Regions from separate parts of the Homo sapiens genome. Here all the other regions are linked to region 2. Evidence: chromatin contacts called from ENCODE Hi-C or POLR2A ChIA-PET data. All regions are on one chromosome and are shown on one strand. The core of a region is the stretch at or near the end of the contact, and the rest is flanking DNA. Distances in the headings are between cores, read along the strand shown.

What was found. A loop is a pair of places that touch in the nucleus more often than their neighbours do. ChIA-PET counts read pairs that join two places held with the same protein, here RNA polymerase II (POLR2A). Pooled maps may share reads with other maps.
Region 1: a loop to region 2 is called in a map of heart right ventricle, with 4 times the contacts of the local background. The contact joins two enhancer-like sites. A Hi-C loop is called at or near these places in 4 of 168 maps with a recorded cell type or tissue (heart right ventricle, left ventricle myocardium inferior, psoas muscle and 1 more) and 2 of 50 pooled maps. POLR2A ChIA-PET finds 5 or more read pairs at or near these places in 1 of 52 experiments (activated B cell).
Region 3: a pooled map shows a loop between it and region 2 (5-fold over the local background). The contact joins two enhancer-like sites. A Hi-C loop is called at or near these places in 1 of 168 maps with a recorded cell type or tissue (PC-3) and 2 of 50 pooled maps. POLR2A ChIA-PET finds 5 or more read pairs at or near these places in 1 of 52 experiments (BJ).

The regions. Positions count from the first base shown.
Region 1 is chr18:55,109,259-55,111,958 of GRCh38, reverse strand. The region is part of intron 2 of LINC01929 (long intergenic non-protein coding RNA 1929); the gene reads left to right. Among named protein-coding and RNA genes, the nearest start is that of LINC01929, 14 kb to the left of the region's middle. Within about 2 kb of position 1,263, at least 2 of the 41 ENCODE cell types and tissues checked have a DNase peak (open chromatin) inside an H3K27ac peak, as active enhancers do; they include heart right ventricle and left ventricle myocardium inferior, where a contact is called at or near this core.
Region 2 is chr18:56,575,812-56,578,511 of GRCh38, reverse strand. No RefSeq gene overlaps it. Among named protein-coding and RNA genes, the nearest start is that of TXNL1, 61 kb to the left of the region's middle. Within about 2 kb of position 1,436, at least 3 of the 41 ENCODE cell types and tissues checked have a DNase peak (open chromatin) inside an H3K27ac peak, as active enhancers do; they include heart right ventricle and left ventricle myocardium inferior, where a contact is called at or near this core.
Region 3 is chr18:55,266,880-55,269,579 of GRCh38, reverse strand. All of the region lies in intron 11 of TCF4 (transcription factor 4), which reads left to right. Among named protein-coding and RNA genes, the nearest start is that of LINC01929, 140 kb to the right of the region's middle. RefSeq lists enhancers at 1-378, 990-1,039, 1,090-1,319 and a silencer at 580-629. Within about 2 kb of position 1,284, at least 4 of the 41 ENCODE cell types and tissues checked have a DNase peak (open chromatin) inside an H3K27ac peak, as active enhancers do.

The DNA.
Region 1 (2,700 bases), core at 14-2,513, 1.5 Mb after region 2:
TCCTGGCATCTCCATATCTTTGATAGTCATAAAAGCACATAACCACATAAGGTGGTAAAATCATAGTTTTCTCTTAGATGTAGGTCTCTTTGAAAGGCTTGGAATGACCCAAGGAAGGCTTAACATTAGAATGTCTCTGGGTTTTAGAATGTTTCTCACTCCCTCTTTCCTACTCCCTCTCCTGTCTCTGTCTCTTCCCTCCCTTCAGTAAGCCACATAGTCAATGCCTTCTCTGTGCCAGGCACTTTGCAAAATACTTCTAGCATTTCTAGGCTCTGGATATGCAGATTTGGGCAAGGCCAGTAATTAATTTTTGGCTTCTGAAAGGTAAGTGATCATGTTCAGGTGTGGATTCAGATAAAGTAAGTTAGTAGGGTCTCTCAGTAGAGGAAAAAATGGGAGATTTCATCTTAAGAAGGAAGAGGATGAAAATGTGAACCCAACATGTGCTGTTTGGGAATAGATTCCAGTGGTGTGTCTGGAGCAGCAGGGGGGCATCTGTGGGTGTCCACAGGCAGCTGGCCAGCAGGCAGACAGCACAGGGCTCAGAACCAAGGCCTCCTGGTGCAGGGAAGGTATGCAGACAGCACCTGGGGCCCCATTTCTGTACCTGGCCTGGCTTCCCAATCCCATCAGCTGCTAAATTATGGGGAGGAGAGTACCATGAAGGCAACAGAACTCATCTTCTTTTAATTATTATTCTATGGTAGTATGGTCATGACTTGTATTTAATATCTTCTGGCTGGCAACAATGTACTGAATGCTCTGCAGACCACAGCATTAAGCATGGCTGGCCATTGGCTGTTATGCTATGGGCTGACATCTTAATTCTACAGACATGAGATGCTTGGGGAAGAAAAGGAAGGCTCCTATGGCACCAGGGCAAATAGCAAGATGGTAGCTCCTTGGTCCCAGACTTGGAGTCCTTGACCTCAGCCTCTGTCCAGAGGACCCTTCCCACAGTTGCACAGCAGGACACTGATTTATGATACTTCAAGAGGTGTTTTCAAAATGAGTGGGCACAGAAAAAGTATCTAAAAGAGTTTAAGATATTAATTTATTTCAGATATCCAGGATACTCAGGAAGACTGCAGTGAGAAGGGATCCCACAACAAATTATGACCAAAAATAGCTAAGAATATTGCATTTCCAATTTGCCAGTATGCTAGTGGCGTAGGAGGCTAAAGGCTGGTATGAGCTCAGCCCGGGCTTTTGCCTGCATTGTCGGCATCCCAAATTAGCAACAAGTGTCATCAAATATATGAACTGGGAGGAATTCCAAAGGAACCAAATCATTGCTCTCCAAATAGATGGAGAGAGGATGTAGTGAGGGGTCAGAAGTGGAGAGGACAGGCACAGGAAACGTTTGTGGTGTCATTTCTGTCCCCGGACAGGATGCCGGAAGGAGAGAGGTCAAAGCAACAGGAAGTCTAGCATCACGGTACAAAACGTTATCAAGACTGATGGGATTTTAATTGTTTCATTCTTTGGGGCAAATGCTGTGTGATCACTTAGCCATCGAATCTCTATTGTGTTATGTTTTGTAAAATTTATTTTTAATTTAAAGTCAATATAGGAAAGGTTGAACAAACAAAGGTAGAGGTGGGAGTGCAGTGGGGGAAGAGCTTGTTAAAGTAAACGATCCAAAAACTACAAAAATGCTGGAGGACTTTTGTGCAGGTCTCTCCCAAGCTGCATTTCCCACTGGACATCTGGATTATAATTCAGAGTACCAGTTTCTGGCTTTTGGCCCTACTCAGATCCTCTGAGTTTCCAGTCTTACCTAAGTAATCCTCCCTAGAGGAGTTTATGTGATAAACTCTATCCACTCCCCTGGAGGTGTATGTATCAGAAAGTCCTTTGAGTAGGCCACAGAGAGAGAATATAAACTCCTGCACCTCCTGGGCTGCCTGAAGTTCCCCTCAATCACACAATTCCTGCTGCTTTGGCTGTTGGTTAGCATGACAAAAGCAACTCTTCAACTTAGGCTACTCTCTTCTAAAGGCTAAGGGACAATTGATAGCATCATCCCCTCAAATCTAGGAAGAAACTATGAAATGACATACCTCTTTAGAAAATGATTTGCCCATAGAAGATCTCAGTCTATATCCACGAGAGAGAAAGAGCTTAAGTGTCATTCAGATTTACATCTCTCCAAGTATGAGGGGTTGGGGGTTGGATAGTATAGCTCACAAACATGCCCTTGGAGTAAGGAAAGCTCTCAGCATTTGAAAGTGTTCTCCAGGCTGATGCAGTGTTGTGTTCCAGGTTCCTCTGAGTAGCTCCTAAACTCAATCTGAGTTCTTTGTAGCAACCTGCGTGGTGCCCAGGAGCTGCCCATTTGCCATTGGCCTGACTAGTTGGATTTTAGTTGCTGGACTCTAGTCCAGGGAACCTACTCTGAGCCACCCTCCATCTGAACTTCACTGTATTCATATTCTCCCATGATTTCAGGGCTATACTAAGACTGGGATAAAAACTGCTGAGTGCTGGCATGACACAAGATGGAAAATATGGGCTATCTCACATGGCTAGAATCCCCATACCCTCCCATAGGAAAACAGGTCTAGCCATTCAGCCCCAGAAGTATATCTTGGCCATTTTCTGAGAATAAGAAATATAAGGCTATTTAAACTGTATTTAGAATATCCCCAATCTTCAGATTAGATTGATGACAAAGATTTCAGAAAGAAATATCAT
Region 2 (2,700 bases), core at 187-2,686:
AGCTGATGGATCTAAGAAGAGTTGTTGATTTTTCAGTATATTTAGTTTTTCACTTGTTGTTTGGATGGAATGGTGACTTTTTTTTTTTTTTTTTTTTTTTTCTGAGATGTCACCCAGGCCGGAGTGCAATGGTGTGATCTCGGCTCACTGCAACCTCTGCCTCCTTGATCCAAACGATTCTCCTGCCTCAGCCTCCCTAGTAGCTGGGATTACAGGTGTGTGCCACCATGACCAGCTAATTTTTGTATTTTTAGTACAGATGGGTTTCACCACGTTGGTCAGTCTGGTCTTGAACTCCTGACCTCAGGTGATCTGCCCGCCTCGGCCTCCCAAAGTGCTGGGATTACAGGTTTGAGCCACCATGCCTGGCCAGAATGGTGACTTTTAAGCACCTTATAGTCTAAACCAGAAAACAGAAGTCACCTTATTAATTTTTAAAATCATATATCCAAAGACCTATATCACCTCACACCAAGGTGAGGACAAATTTTGGGCCAAATTATTTATGGTATTTCAAAATTGAAATACCTTTTTTTTTTTTTTTTGAGACAGAGTCTCACTCTCACCCAGGCTGGAGTGCAGTGGTGCAATCTTGGCTACCCAGAACCTCCTCCTCCTGGGTTCAAGCAATTCTCCTGCTTCAGCCTCCCGATAGCTGGGATGACAGGTGCACACCACCATAGCTGGCTAATTTTTTTGTAATTTTAGTAAAGACAGGATTTTGCCATGTTGGCCAGGCTGGTCTCAAACTCCTGACTTCAAGTGATCTACCTGTCTCAGCCTCCCAAAGTTCTGGGATTACAGGCATGAGCCACTGCGCCCGGCTGAAATATATTTCTTACTAGGTAATACAGCTAGTTTTCAAAGAGTATAAGTATACAGAGAAAAATGATTTCCTCATCTCCATATCTCTACCCTCACTTCTAGTCTCCAGATCTTTCTCACAGGGAAACACCACTCTCTGTTTCTTATATATTATTTTGGAGTTGTTTTTACCTACATGTTTATAATGTCTTTTGGTATATGTTCTGTTTCTTCTCTGTAGCAGAAGATCTATGGAGATATATATCTATATTTTTTTCTTCATTTGTTTTGGGTTTTGTTGAATTTAAATATGCATTAATTATCCATTTGTTTTAAATATATATCTTAAATTCAACAAAATAATTTACATATCTTTATATATTTATTTAACATATATTTAAATTCGACAAAAAACCAAATCAATAAAGCCTCCCTGATTCTGAGATAGTGATTAGATGTATCTTTTCATGACTACTTTCCTGTTTACCAGAACCAAGAAGTGAGCAGACTCGGTTGGAATCCTGCCTTTACTGTGAGAGTGAGGATATATTTTCGTCTTCCAGGGGCACGGTAGGTAGGGAGCCGCAGTGCTGATACGGAGCGTGGCTGGCGTCAGAGCCTCGGTCTGCCAGTGTGTCGGCGCTGGCACGACCTGTCCCACATGCCTGGGAAGCTCTTGCTGAGCAGGGATTAGGATGCCAGCATCTGATGCACAGGGTTGCTTCCTGCTCCCCCTTGGAGTCCTGACGAGAAATGACCTTGTTCAACCCTGCTGAGCTTCCTAGATTTACTGGGCTTATAGCAACACATGGGAAGGAGATTATGTTTATTTTTAAAACATAAAAAATGCAACCTTCCCAAGGCCTTCGTGGTGTCTGTGTGCAACAACACAAATACACACACACATGCAATGTATGTATAATCACTTCTAATTAACTTCAGCTCTTCCTGCAAAACTAAGTGTGAAGTCTTAAAGACTTGTCAGCTTCTCTGCCTGTGAAATTTATCTACTTCTAATTGTGAATAACAATACATTCAAGGTTAGCTATAAATGACTCAGATTTCACAGGAATTGAGTCTTAAAACTACATTTGAAGATGAATACAGTTATGCAAAACATTTTTGTGGTGTGTTTCCAGCTAAAAATGTTGTTATTTATGCTTATCCAGAATGTTTTTCTCCCCCTAAACCAATGTGGTTCTTTCTGACATCCGTGAAAAAATAGATGTGATTGATTTCAAAGTCAGCCCAAATTTAAAAGGTATAAAGCCACAGATATGCCTAAAATAAAAATGAGTATACTATTATAATGGATTGACAGATGAATTCAGTTTACGATTTCACAAAACATAATATTCAAACAGTGAATATCAAATAGGATTAAAAATTGTTTTCCCACCTTCTGCCACGTTTAGAGTACTGGAAACTTTTCCAGATTTCGCCACTAGATGTCATGAAGAGTCCAGTTAAATACAGTAGGCAGGCTTGTGTACAGTCTAATACAGAAACTTTTAAAGTTTTTCCCGATTTTGTAGTTAATTTGGGTAGGAAGCTATTTCCTTTTGAGTTTTATGTCAAAAATATCTGTTATGGATTAATTTTAAGTGAGATGTTAAAAACTCTTAATGCGGTCAGATATTAAACGCTGGGACTCTAACCTATTAAGCAGGCATTGGGATTATCTCCAGGGAGAATGTCATGTGCTGGATGCAGAATCAGAATTGTGCTAAGATCTGCTTTGGAGACATTAGCTTGTAGATCCCTACCTTCCTTTCCTTTTGAAACAGTAATGGGCTTGTCAGATGTGTGGTCATCGAGGTTTCATAGGATTGTTCATAAAACTAGACTAGTGAGAGGAACAAAAAAGGGGAGGACCTCAATGCTTAGGTGACAATG
Region 3 (2,700 bases), core at 35-2,534, 1.3 Mb after region 2:
CAGACCAAAACTATCTTGTTCCTCACATTCAAAAAGAGTGAACAAAGTCATAAGATGAGCCATCAGTGACTAGTGAGCTACAAAGCAGAATAGCTCTTAATGGTAGTTATTGACCACTTCCCAAAATTCCAGTCATTGTGCTAGGCTCTTATCCATGATGTGCCACTGTCTTCCGAGGACTGGTTAATGTGAAATTCTCAGGTGACTGCTAATAACTACATGAGGTTAATCTCCTGGAGAATGTGACACTGTGGAGTCCCTCAGAGGGGAAGAAGTATTTGTTCACTTATGAGAGAGGAGATGCGTGGGCATCAGTTGGCCAGAAATTATTTGCTGCTTTTTTAAATTAATTAATTAATTAATTTTTACCAAGGACATTTACTAATGAGTTAAGGTCCAAGAAGAATGCTGTTCCCATGAACTGAGCCATCATCCTCTCATTTCTTGTGATGTTCACTGTAGTCTTTTCCATAGGTGGTTCCCCAGTCAGTATTCCCACTTTGAGGAATGAACTGGGCTGGATGTCCAGCTGCCCCTGGAGGGAAGAGGTGGAGTTGGTGGGGAGATAGCTACCTGCTTCTGAACCAGCTTTGACACCTTGTTGTTCAGATGAGCAGCACAGCTTAGTGCCCCAGGGTCTTATTAAAACCTCAGACTTCTCAGGTAGTCACTTTCTGCGGTTATAGCTCAAACTAACTCCTTGCTTGGCCTGAATGTCACTGTCAGAGCGTCGGTGGGGAGAATACTCAGTGTATGTCTTTGAGAGAAGATGGCGCAACAGAATAATGCTGCTGTTGAGTCCTCTTAGCTCTTTGCACTTGTTTTCTTTAGAGAGTGTGTAGAATTTGGGGAAGTGGCGTGAATCACTTATGTAGGAAAGTTTTTGATGTTGGAGGAGAGATGTGTTTTGAAATGTTGGAAATATAATTTCTGCCTCAATAATGCCCTCCCTGCGTATTCAATAATATATCTCACACTTGAGATGAGCTATCTCGCAGCCTCTCCACTCCGCTATCCTGTCTAAGAAGCAAATTGAGGAGAGAGTTTCCATTTTTTTTAACTTTTCCTAACCAAGCTTCTACAAATATGTTGCATCAGTTTGACCTTGGAGAGCTACAGACAGAGGTCACATGGGGAAGTTTGTTAGCTATCAATGCAGTTTTGGCAGATTTGAAAAACAAGAAGAAAGAAAGCAGTGCAGAACTGAAAGAGTGAGAAAAGCATATTTCACTTCAGTGTGGTTTGACAAATGGAAAGCCCCTTTCTGCAGTCATGAGGTCTGGTTATAAAGAAGGATGACCGGTCATTCATCCTTTTACAAGACAGATTTCCTGTCTACTTGTGGTTTGAGTAATTTTCTTTTTTAGGAAGGTATGAAGGTGGAGCAGAACCTTGAGTTGAGGAAAACATACTTAGGCTCTGTTTGAAAAAAAACTTTTTCTGATTGATTTGCAAAACAGTCCTCTTGAGAGAGAGGCACTATGACTTGGAAGGGACATATCAGGAAATAGGGTGGTTATCTCCATGAGCTGTAGACAGCTTAGCCACAGCTCTCAGTGGGAATGAGTTTTGCTTGGTTTTAGCTGGTCATCTTCATTAGTTTGTGGATGAACAGGAGAATCTACTTGTTGGTCTAGCCAGAGTGGAGCAATAGGTGACTTCTATATGCTGAGAATAGACTTAACTTGTTAAAAACCATAGGGCCTTATTTAAGGGTCTTGACAATAATAAAGGAGCTATAATTTAAAAACAAAAGTATGAGATTTTTAGAACCCAGAAAAGGGCTTTTTAGAAATTTATTTCATACATTATTTTACAATAATGGATGCACTTGTCAAAATCCACTAGCGGAATGAGAAAAAGATGCATAATCTTTAAGGAAATAGGTAGACATGGTAATTCAGCATTTTGGAGGAGCAAACCTTTATTATTATGCATAGATACAGATATTACTTTAAGGTTACTTTAAGGGAGAACATTCTAGAATGTTTTTCTTTAAAATAATATGTTCACCAATTGCGTACGTGAAAATGCAGAGGAAAATTTAAGCATAATAAGCCTTAGTATTGCGTGATGTCTGAGTGGCCCATGTTTTTTCACACTTAAGTTCTCTTAGGCTTTGGTTTGATTTTTTGAGTGTGGTAGAAGTCAGTGATGGCAGCGTGTCTGTATAACAAGAAGAGAAGCTTTCTCTTCTGATGTTAGTGATACTACCCTAACAAACAGTATGGATTAATAGGATACATCTGCAGACTTTTGAAAATATTTGGCATATACTCACTCATTCTGAAACGCAGGAAGTAAAGAAATATTACGTTGCCTGTATCTCAAAGAACAAACAGAGCTAATTAAATAATTGGCAAATAGGGAACACATAGCCTGACACATGTTTGAGATTACACACGATTCTGTAGAAAATGACTGTAAGCAATACTAATGCCTTAAGAATGGGGTTCGAGCACTAACACATGGACATCACATTTTTCACGTTTTCCTGGTAAAAAGTTGCAAGACAGTGCAGTCTTTTCATACATGGTGTTGATGTCTTAGGAAGCTGCTTTTTCAGTTCAGAAGAGGGCTGCTGCCCTTCGTCTCAGTGTCATGTTATAATATGTCTTTCTGGTGGTCAGCAGTTGTCCTGAACTGACACTAGAACAACGCAGTGCATGTGGGGTGAGATACAAGCTCTAGAACTCTCGG